Regions from separate parts of the Mus musculus genome. Here region 2 is linked to region 1. The links are chromatin loops, found by intact Hi-C in ENCODE. Cell type or tissue: left cerebral cortex. All regions are shown on one strand. Each heading gives the region's core, and the rest is flanking DNA. Links, peaks and the distances in the headings are about the cores only.

Region 1 (5,383 bases), core at 242-5,241:
GTGTAGCAGGGGAAGGGGCTCTCAGAGGGTCTGGAGAAGCAGACATAATCCCAACGGCTCAGAGAACTTGTAACCTGGCAAGAAAGAGAAGACAGTAGCTCGGAGCGGGGTGATACTTGGCGCAATGGTCTAAATGTCTTAAGACAGAAAGTAGTAAGGGTGCTTAGAGAGAAGCCACACACCAAGGTGGGTTTTTCCAGAGGAAGTGGCCTTTAAAGCAAGTCCTTGAAGGAAGGGGAGGAATTTAACAAATTCCAAGAGGAAAGAGAGAGAGAGAGATTTCAGGCCTCAGGAATGTATTGAGCAAATGTGTGGGGCAGGCATGTCCTGTTGGGACATAACAGCATTCCTGTTGAGGAACTGGGGGGAAAAATTCAGTTGCATTTTCAAAGACAAGGCTGGAAAGTTGGGTTTGGTCGAGACAGATCATAGTCACTCTGGTCTCTTCCCAGTAGGCAGCATAAGAGCCATTTCAAGGGACTTGCGGGGGGGGGGGGGGGGGGAGAGGATAGGCTACACAGACACGCCAGTCAGCAACAAGGCCCTGCACAGCAAAAAGAAACACCTGTGAGCAGTGAGAGGGGCTGGGATAGTCAACACCGAAAGTGAATGGGGGCGGGGGGGGGGGGGGGCTGCATCAAAGAAGTTATCAAAGGGGGACTGCTGCAGCATGGGGGACCCTGATAGGTCACCCTGGGAGACAAGAAATGCAGCGGAAAGGGAGTACTTTAAGTTTGAAATAGGCACTCTGATGGTGAGCGCTGTGATCTGGACACTGAGAAGAGATGAGCCAAGGTTTTTGGGTTTGACTTTCCACGGGGTGTCATCAAAAGTCGATCATAATAGGCTGTAGGATGAGGGCACATTAAAGTTTGGAGGAAGAGAAACAACAAACAAATGAGGCAGAGAGGAAGAGACAGAAACAGAGTCCAGAACAGAAGAGACAACAGGATGCCAGAGAAACCCAAGAATGGGGGGAACCACTCAAAAGAAGAGTGGGCAGTGTTTGAGACCCCAGGGAGATCAAGTAGGGTTAGATCATCTTCAGTGGCCTTGGGCTTTCTTTGAATTAGAAAATGAAGCTGGATTGCCCCAGGGCTAGGGGGTATAGTTCAGCCCAAGAGCATTGACGCTGGAGGGCCTATGTTCCATTCCCAGAAAAAACTTAACAAAAAATGACTGGATCCCTCCAGGGAAGGTCCATGTCTTAGATCCAGCCTCTTTTAGTTCATTGCGATATCAAATTCTTTAAATGTTAGCCCCCTCTAAAGGTATGTATTTTCCGGTAACGGAAATTAATCCCTCCCACCAACACCGCATCTGACCCTGAATGAGTCATTAATTCTGTCCGAGGACATCAGTTCTGTCCTTTTTAACTTTCTAATTCAGAGACCCGTGTACACGGGTGGAAATGTTCAGCGACCTGTACTGCACACGCTTTTGTCGTGACTTTTTGAGGACAGACTAGGGCTCACCCTTCTTTCTGCTCCGATACTCTAAGTTTTAAAGTCTCTTAAAATTATTTCTTAAAGAGATATAGATATTAAACAACCGGAGGAAAGGGACTTCCTCTTCCGCTTGCCCATAAAGCTCTTCCAGTTTTCTGTCCGGCTTTTTCCTAGGCACCGAGGAGGTGCCTAGAAAAATACTGGATGAATATACAAAAACATGTCACCAAAATTTTCCTAACAAGCAGCTATGGAAAGTCTGCCAGCGTCCTGTCTCCAGGGACTTCTAGCCTGGGGCTCCCGATGCCCGACATGGATCACGTCCAATGTCTCGGGCGGCCTTCGCTTTGAGTGGGCAATTTTCTTTACAACGCCGACGCGCGTAGTTGCTTTAAATTCAGACCAGGTAGGCAGTGGGGAGTAGCCAATATGCGAAAGTGTCAGAGGAGCTAGGGCTTATCTCCAACAATAGGACAGTATCTCTAACACTGTTTACAGTAAAAACAGAAGGTGGAGCAAGAAGTCAGAGTGTCTAACGTGGTCATTAAGCCTGCGGCTTGGCTGAGATCTAACCAAGCTCTGCAGAGTGCGAAGAACAATGTCCGCAGGGTTCCCGGTTCAGACGGGGACTCGTTTCTCCGCCTCCGCTGGCGCCCGGGCACCGTCTCCCAGCGCTGCTCGCTCTCCTGCTGCCCTGCAGCGGGGAGGACCCGCCGGTCGGGCGCCGCCAATGCTGCAGGGAGCGCAGCGCGCGTCCGGAGCGCCAAGGACTCCAGGTCTCAGCCCCGCCGCAGATTCCAGAGCGCCCGCGGCTGTTGTCCGCCACCGGGCGGCCGTGAGCGACAACCGTCTCGCGTTGGAGAGTTTGCGCGATCCTCTCTGCCCGTGTGTGCGCTCTAAGTGAGCGGCCCGACCCCCTGGGTCTGCAGCAGGTCGCGGCAGAGGGCGACTGGGGCTCTGGGGTGAAGCCGGGCGGGCCGGCTTCTTGGCCCGAAGGACTGAAAGAGTGCGAGGGCGGGGCGGGGCAGGGCGGCGCGGCCGGCTCGGGACGCGCGTCCAGCGGCTGCGGGGCAGCATCCGAGCGCTGCGCGTGTCCGGGCGCTCGATCGACTCGGCTCCCTGGCGTGTCACCGGGCCGGAGCGAACCCGGGGCTCAGGGCTGGGTGCGCTGCAGTTACGCGGGGCAGCCGCGCCCCTTCCCCACCTGGGTCGGCGAAAAGTGAAGTGGAAAACAGTGGCTGAGCTCAGCCCTCCTCCCTTTCCCCCCTGCGCCGCAGCCACGGCCGAGGGTGGGGGAAGTTCGCTTCGCCGGGTTGGAAGGAAAGCAGGCGGCCTGGGCCGCGCCTCCCCCGCCTTCCTCTCGGCCGCGTCCCCGGGGCTTCACGCAGCATTTCTTTGTTTTGAAAGCGCCTCCTCCGCCCAGAGGCTTTTCCCCGCGGGGCCGGCTGACTGGGGGGTGGGGCATCGAGCAGTCGGCCCGCCCTCCATTTAGTCCGGAACCCTCCCCCCTCCCCGCCCCGCGGCGACCCACGAGGAGCGTCCACGCTCGGCGGACATCAAAAGGAGGCAGGGCGCTGGAGGGCTAAGTTGAGTAGACAGGGGGCGCAGAGACCCACCCACCCTTCCCCTTGGCAGACGGCCCGACCCCTCCCGCGGAAACCCCGCCTGAGCCCCGCCTCCCGCGTCACAGCAGCCTGACATTCTCACAGCCCACCGGGCACCCAACCCGGGTGCCCCCGCCACCCCCGTGTCCACGGAGCGCTCTATTTATGTTTCAGCCCAGTGATTTGCATAGGCCCCGCCCCCTCCCCTAGGTTCTCCCTATCGGCGCTCCTCCTCGGCGATGTCGTCACGGCCTAGGCCACACCTCCCGTGCCCCTACAAGGAGCGGCGGGCCCTAGATGGCAGCGTGGCGTCGCCACGGCGTGTGCGTGTCGCGCTTCCTTGTGCCGTTTATAGGGTCCCGGCACTTCCGCTGTCGGGTTAGAAGCGGCGCGGTCATGGCGGAGCGCGGACAGCAGCCTCCTCCCGCGAAACGGCTCTGCTGCCGGCCGGGCGGCGGCGGCGGCGGCGGCGGCGGTGGTGGGGGCAGCAGCGGCGGCGGCGCGGGTGGCGGCTACAGCTCTGCCTGTCGGCCCGGCCCGCGGGCGGGCGGTGCGGCGGCGGCGGCGGCGTGCGGGGGCGGCGCGGCACTGGGGCTGCTGCCGCCGGGCAAGACCCAAAGCCCCGAGTCTCTGCTGGACATCGCAGCGCGCAGGGTGGCGGAGAAGTGGCCGTTCCAGCGCGTGGAGGAGCGCTTCGAGCGCATCCCGGAGCCGGTGCAGCGCCGCATCGTCTACTGGTCCTTTCCCCGCAGTGAGCGGGAGATCTGCATGTACTCGTCCTTCAACACCGGCGGCGGCTCCGCGGGCGGCCCCGGCGACGACAGCGGCGGCGGCGGCGGGCGGCAGCACGGGCGCGGCGCGGCGGCGCGGCGGCTCCTCATCCTCGCCGGCCGCCACCTCAGCCGCCGCCGCCGCCGTCGCCGCGGGCACCGGGACCCCGTCGGTGGGGGCGGCCAGCGCTGCGGACGGCGGCGACGAGACGCGGCTGCCCTTCCGCCGGGGTATCGCGCTGCTGGAGAGTGGCTGCGTAGACAACGTCCTGCAAGTCGGTGAGTCACGGGGCTGCCGCGGGCCGTCGGTCCTTCGGTCTGTCCTCCTGTCCCTCGGGGGTGGGGGAGGGCAGGGTCTCCCCTCCGATCCCCTGGGCCGCCTCGGGTCGGGCGCGCGCGGTGCAGCAGCGGGCGACTCGGACGGTCCCCGGAGCGGAGCGCCCATTTCCTCCCGCTGGTCCCCGCCCCCGTCTCCCCGGACGGGCTAGCGCGAGTGGGAAATGAATCAGCAAGGACGCGCCCCTCGGTGGCGGGGTGGTGGGTGTCGGCGTCCCGGTCGTCTGTCCGGCAGGCTGAGTGCGGGTGTGCGGGGCGGGCGTGGACAAAGGCGCGGGTGGCCGCGGGGCTCGGGCTGGGGCGTGCGGCGCGGGGGAGGGGGCGCGGGCCGCAGACAATGCCGACCGGGGCGCTCGCTCTGCACTGCCCGGCTCGCGTCCTTTCTTCTGGCGCTGCTCCGCGCCCCGCGGTCCGAGGTGGGGTGGTGGCGATCCCTTCAACCCCGCTCGGCCACCGCTCCGCTCGGGGCTCCGACGGCCGGCCGGCTAGCCGGCCGGCCCCTCGTACTCAGGCTGCTTTAAGGTGTCTGCAACGAGCTCCGCGGCGTCCGCGTCCGGGTCCCCGAGCCACCCCGGCCGGCAGTGACGGCCGGCCGGGCCGCTGAGGGGCGCCGCTCTCGCTTCTCCGTCCCGTGAGGCACCCCGCCGCCCGACTTCTGCCTGAGCCCGGGGTTCGGGCGCGGTGCTGAGGGAGCGGGCAGCACCGCCGACGCTGTGACCCGCGGCCGGCGTCCGCACCGAGGGGCCCCGCGGCCCCTGCGCCCCTGCGCTGCTGCGCGCCCCGCACCTCCCGGCAGTTTGTTCTCCTTTCGGGTTTATTTGTGCCCCTTTCAATTTTCTGTCACCCTCCGAAAAGGGGAAAGCAAACAAAAGAGCCTCTTTATTTCTTTTCAGGGCTTGTAAAGTAGAAGATATTTGACAAAGGCGAGAGAAGGGCTTGTGATTTAAAGCTGCACAGCCCTTCTTTCTCTGACAGACCAGGAGAGTTTTCTCAAATCCCTCTGCCTTCCGCGGGGCTTTTCTTTTTCTTCTGATTAGATATCTTTTCCAGCCATAGTTACGGGAACGTTTGAACTGGATTGAAGTGAACAATGCTGCAGCGCAGCCTCCCTGTCCCCATATTTTTCCTCCGGATTGCTGAAGGCGTATTTTATAACCCCCCTCCCACACTGGTTGAAATTGTAGGGATGAACCCCGAAGCAAATGAATGAGGATTGATAGATTTG
Region 2 (5,383 bases), core at 364-5,363, 79 kb before region 1:
GGAATAATTTAAGCACTACCACATGTCTTCTTATTTTGTTCTTGTCTCTCAGGAATGGTTGGGCATTGACAATGTAGAAACAAAACAAACACATAGAGACACACTTGAGGTGTGTGTGTGTGTGTGTGTGTGTGTGTGTGTGTGTGTGTGTGTGTTTAAAATCACTCCAGTGATTCCCCAGTCACTGGGCCATGGTAATTATCCAGGAAGGTGTTTGAAGACATGCTCCATTGAAAGAGTGATAACAACCTTCAGAAACTGCTTAATCCCCAGGAACGAAAACCAGTCTGATGGCGGCTGCACATGATGGAAACAAATAATCACTGAAATTAGAGCCACGCACGGAAGAGCGCCCGAGGGGTGCTTGCCAGCAGCTGGCAGTGTCAGGAGAGCTGGGGTCCAGGCAGCGGGCCCTGCCCCAAGGCACTCATGGAGAGTTGATGTCTTTCTCTGGGTTGCATGGCCCACAGCCCCACATCACAAGAGCCTGGATCCTTGGCTCCTGGGAGCCTGGAAATTGGAGTCTCTTGTTTTTATTTATTTGTTTATTTATTTATTTATTTTCCAGTTCTTTTACCTTTTCCCTGCACGGAGGAGAGATGCAGCTGACTTTATTTACATCAAACAGCTGTGGAGGTTAAAGTTAACTCCAATGTCGAGCCTTATAATTTACTTGAAAAGTGCACTGACTCTTTAAGCACCCTTACTTCCTAAGTACGCAGCAAGGCACACTATTCAGGGAGCCTCTTGTCGCAGAAAGCTGAATAAATTATATACATTATGAAGACATTTAGCTCGGAGATACTAAGAAAAAACATGGCCCCACACACACTGTCTGATATCCTCTCAAGTCAAGATGGGATGCTGAGGACTAAGATGTGACACCTATGACACCCTGTGACCTGGAGGCTGGTTCCTCTGTGTTCTCTGAGAGATGCTTGCTCTGGAGGAGGCTTGGTCAGCGCCTAAGAAGCCTGACCAGAGGGAATCATTTAGGAGCGTCTACTGGTCCTCACCCAGTTACCCCTTCCAGCCACCACAATCCCACCGGCCCCCCTTCAGAGCCCAACTTGGATGGCCCAAAGACCCATTTGAACCTTCAGGTGGTGGCAATCTTCCTCCACAACTACCACCATCTATGTGAAGACCCATGTGACTACGCAGCAGCCAAGTCCTTCCTGAATTCTTGCCCACAAAAGCATTTTAAAATATCAAAATGGTTGTTTTGGTTTCCTTCATTACGTTTTGGGATAATCTGCTACCTAATAGCATCAGCAGGCAAGAGTGTTCTCTCCTCTGACCTCCAAATCATTCCACGGGTTTACTTTCACTTTGGGGCCTAAAGACCACTGTTGTTGTTTCCTTGGCTTTGTCTCTTCAGAGTCCATATACAATTTTACCTCTCAGGCCATCACATGTCTGCTTTGCTTTCTACATCGCTGATGTAGAAAGAGCTGAGAAAACTGCCTCAGAGGGAGACTGAGGCCTGCCCAAGGTCACGTGACGAAGCTGAAGTAAACCCAGGTCTTCCCAAGCCAGGTTTCCTCCTCCTTTTTCCCACGTAATTATTTTCATTTCCCACTGACCTCATTTAAAAAAAAAAAATAGATGGATCGAGCCTTTTCTACCCCAAAAGCTGTAAACTCAGGACTTGACAAACCAGCAGAAGCCCCCAGCTGCAGCACCTCTAGGGGTGCCCAGAATATGCCTAGTGGCTGCCTTCTTCTCTTAAGGGGTGTTGAGGGAGGACAGCAAACAGGGAGGTGCCAGAGGACCTACTCCCTGTCTTGTTCCCCCCAAGGCTCGCATTCTGAAGGCAGCGTGCTAATTATGGTCAGAGCACAGGCTGGGATTCCGGAACACGCTGGGAAAATGCCAAGCTTGCCTCTCACGCTCCTGTGGTGGACACCTCTGAGAGAGAGAGAGAGAGAGAGAGAGAGAGAGAGAGAGAGAGAGAGAGAGACCTAAAGTATTTTTAAATGACATATTGCATATTTTGGAAGGGGACTCAGAAAAGATGAGTGATTGGAAGAAAAGATTTGAAGTCTGTGTTAGGACCGGGGCTGGCTAAGTGTTGGGAGAGTGTATCTGCATGCTTCATCTGCCACTCAACGGCTAGGCAGGCTGTCATTAATACATTCTCCACCGCCCACTGCCCCAGAGTTGCCTCATTTTTTCCCCCCTAAGCCCTACAGCACTGTCATTTCATGAGTCTGGCAAGGGAATTAGAGCCAATGAATAAGAAGACCACCTCCCCCACCTCCTGGTGAGGCTTCCCATTCCGTTCAGCTCTCTTGCCAACAATCAAGCAGTCTCCCTCCTCCATCCCCACCTCCTCCCACTCTCCTACACCGGAGAGGAAAGGATAATTGTGCGTCTTTCACATGAGGTGTGGTTTGGTTCGATATGTACTGTTGGTTCTGCAGATAGGCTGGTAGGAGGCTGTCTATTCATGTTATGCCATATGCCACTCTGCTGGCTGGCACGAGGGAGGAAGCCTGAAAAGCAAAGACGAGAAATGGATATGCCTCCTGCTTTTGAAGCACAGACTTTGATAATAATAATCATAAGGCAAGAATTTTAGAGAACAAAAATCACATAATTGCAGCTGTGTTAATCCTTCACCGGTTTCCTTGTGCTGTGTCCAATTTGCCTCTCAAAAAGACCCAGTGACAAATTAAATGGCCTCCCCAGACTCATAAAGCTATGCCCAACTGGATATTCCCCTATATGTATTGTATATATTCTGGAAAATTCTGTTGTAAATTGATTTTTTTTTCCAAATCTAGTTATAGTTCAAATATTGTCAAGGTGCTCTTGATTTAAATCAGTACCATTTTGTAAAGCAAATAATAATTTTGTAATGTAAATAATTGCTCCCTTGTTTGTTTTGCGAGTTTGGGATTTTGTGATTATATTTTTTTCTAATAACAAGCTATCCCTATAGTTAAGAGTAAGAAAATAGCAATGATAATTATCATTAATGATGTTGATAATATAAAGTTATAAAAATATAAGATAAAAATGTAGGAATTTAAAAAGGAACCTTTCTCTGGAGTGGGTGGGACTATGTGCCCATCCCACAGTTAAACTGTATGACACCATAGGTTAAACACACAGGAGGGAGGCGATTTTCTCTGAGATAGTCCACCATCGGGTCACTGTTTGACCAGAATACTGAATTTGATTGTGTAAAGAAAGCTATGTATGCACATATGTATACATGCATATATATGCATATGTAGCATTGTCTAACAAGAACTAGATAGGAACATAAGAGCCTGTGAGTAGAGAAGCCATTCAGATACACATTATTTCGTGTCATGAAATATTAGGCGGCTGTGAGGAAGGACAGAGCAGTACCTGAAGAGTTGCAGTGAGGTGCAGTGTTTGTCTGTCTGTCTGTCTGTCTGTCTGTCGCATAGTCAGCACTTGGAGGTTCTTGTTTGTGAGTGTGGAGTGAGCATATTCACCAGTTGGGTTCACCAGTAGTATGAATGGTGAATACTATCCCTATGGGGATATCCAAAATGCTCTCCCTTTGGGGTTTGCTGGGAGCTGTTGATAGGCTTGGGTGCCATAATGGTCACACTCACAGCAGACTAAGCAGCTCTGCCCAACACTATATGAACTTGAATCGTTCACAAAAGACTCCAGTTGTTTTTATGTACTTAAATTCAAAAGACAGGTTTTTTAAAATTGTATATCATTTAGTGAAGAAATACTAAAGTTTCCTTTTTCTAAGATTTTTTTTTCCTACTAGGAACATCACTCACTGGGTTATATTGCTACTACTTTGCTGTTGCTGCTGCTGCTGCTGCTGCTGGTGCTTGGGATCAAATTTTCATGTCTCTGCCATGATGTGTGATGGACAGGTGCTCCACTACTGAGCTGTAGTCTCTGCCCGACTCTGCATTGCTTGTTGAAGGGGAAATATGTCTCCGTCTCTTCCAGATGAAGTTCCAAGTAAGACCATAGTCTCTCTTTTAAGGTTGTGTGGTGGGTTTTCTGTATTTAAGAATATAAAGTGTTGACCATGTTACTGGGCTGCCTTGGGGGGTATGGTTCCTTCTTCTCAACATTTACTTCATTAAAATAAGAATGACTTGTCATCTCAAATGAAATGGAACTGTTGTTTATGCAGGGGAATGAGAAGAGAGGGAGTGGGACCGAGTGTGGATGCCCAAGGGTGAGTGGAGGCTTCTTGAGTCACCCTGAGCTGCTTGCTATTTAAGAAGCAGTCAGGATGACTCACTGTGATTACTGTGGTAATTTGAATATGCTTTGTCCAGGGAGTGACACTGTTTGGAGGTGTGACCTTGTTGGAGTAGGTATGGCCTTGGAGGCAGAGTGCCACTGTGGGCACGGGTTGTAATACCCTCATCCTAGCTGCCTGGAAGCAAGGCTTCTCCTAGTGGCCTTCAGATGAAGATGTAGAACTCTTAACTCTTCCTGCACCATGCTTGCCTGGATGCTGCCATGTTCCCACCTTGATGATAATGGACTGAACCTTTGAATCTGTAAACCAGCTCCAAGTAAATGTTGTCCTTGTAAGAGTTGCCTTGGTCATGGTTCACAGCAGTAAAACCCTAAGATAGTTACCAACTTGGAAGTTTTTCTATCTAAAGCATGGAATAGTGGGGTTAGGAATACTCACCAGTAATCCCACCACCCCAGGCTGTGGTCATGGGGTCTGTTGCCTTCCAGAACTCTTTGTTTTCAAGTTAGTGTCCTTTTAAATATGAAATACAGCAAACATACAAAACAATACAAAAACAGGACTCCTATTTTCTTCAGGATGGCAAATCACACAGTCTAACCACCCTCCAATGAAAACAATGGAAAATTCTGAATACAATACCAGAAGTTGGTTTTAAATGTGTTATCATTGAGTTGATAGGAATGTGTAAAGGGTCAGAAGCAAAAACGTGAACATAGAATCTTGAAAGGTAAAAGGGTTCCGAATGCCGTCTTCTTCGTGAAGGCATGGGTAGACCCCTGGCCTTTCCTTCATGGCCCTGGCTGGCACTGAACTCACGTTCAGGGGGGCACACGTAGTAAAAGAGACAAGAAACCATGCCCAGATCCCAACTGAGGTGAAGTTTAAGAGGAAAAGGGCAATAATATCGGGGTACAGATGACCTAGCTACACCCCCACTCACAGAAAGGTAGTGTGCAAACTCTTTTATTTTGACGACAGTGCCTAGTAGAAGTTGGCTTTTTCTCCTGAACATGTGTAACTACAGAGAAACCCACACAAGAGATTTTGGACCCAAAATTTACAACTCTCTGTGAGGACCAAAAACCCTCAAGCTAAAAGAAGAGAGAGAAAAAAAAAAGTGACTTGGTTTCAAGTTATAGTTGCTACAACAAATGTGGTCAT

The links. A loop is a pair of places that touch in the nucleus more often than their neighbours do. Peaks named below come from ENCODE experiments on the same cell type or tissue, not always from the same donor. Only the 100,000 strongest peaks of a DNase experiment are listed, where the experiment ranks them.
Region 2: a loop joins it to region 1, with 2.1 times the contacts of the local background. A loop is called at or near these places in 2 of 42 quality-filtered maps.

Annotation. Positions count from the first base shown.
Region 1 is chr13:107,888,115-107,893,497 of GRCm38, reverse strand. It overlaps Zswim6 (zinc finger SWIM-type containing 6), which reads left to right and starts at 3,434. Exons shown (of 18, transcript NM_145456.3): 1 at 3,434-3,894; 2 at 3,896-3,904; 3 at 3,907-3,912; 4 at 3,915-3,917; 5 at 3,920-4,101. The coding sequence starts at 3,449. In left cerebral cortex, for the core only: CTCF peaks have their summits at 2,280, 3,006 and 4,267; DNase peaks (open chromatin) are centred at 3,304, 4,254, 4,785, 5,204 and 3 more places; H3K4me3 peaks cover 3,971 bases; H3K27ac peaks cover 3,329 bases.
Region 2 is chr13:107,967,055-107,972,437 of GRCm38, reverse strand. No RefSeq gene overlaps it. Among named protein-coding and RNA genes, the nearest start is that of Gm41054, 12 kb to the left of the region's middle. In left cerebral cortex, for the core only: no CTCF peak of the experiment used is centred there; DNase peaks (open chromatin) are centred at 1,887 and 2,396.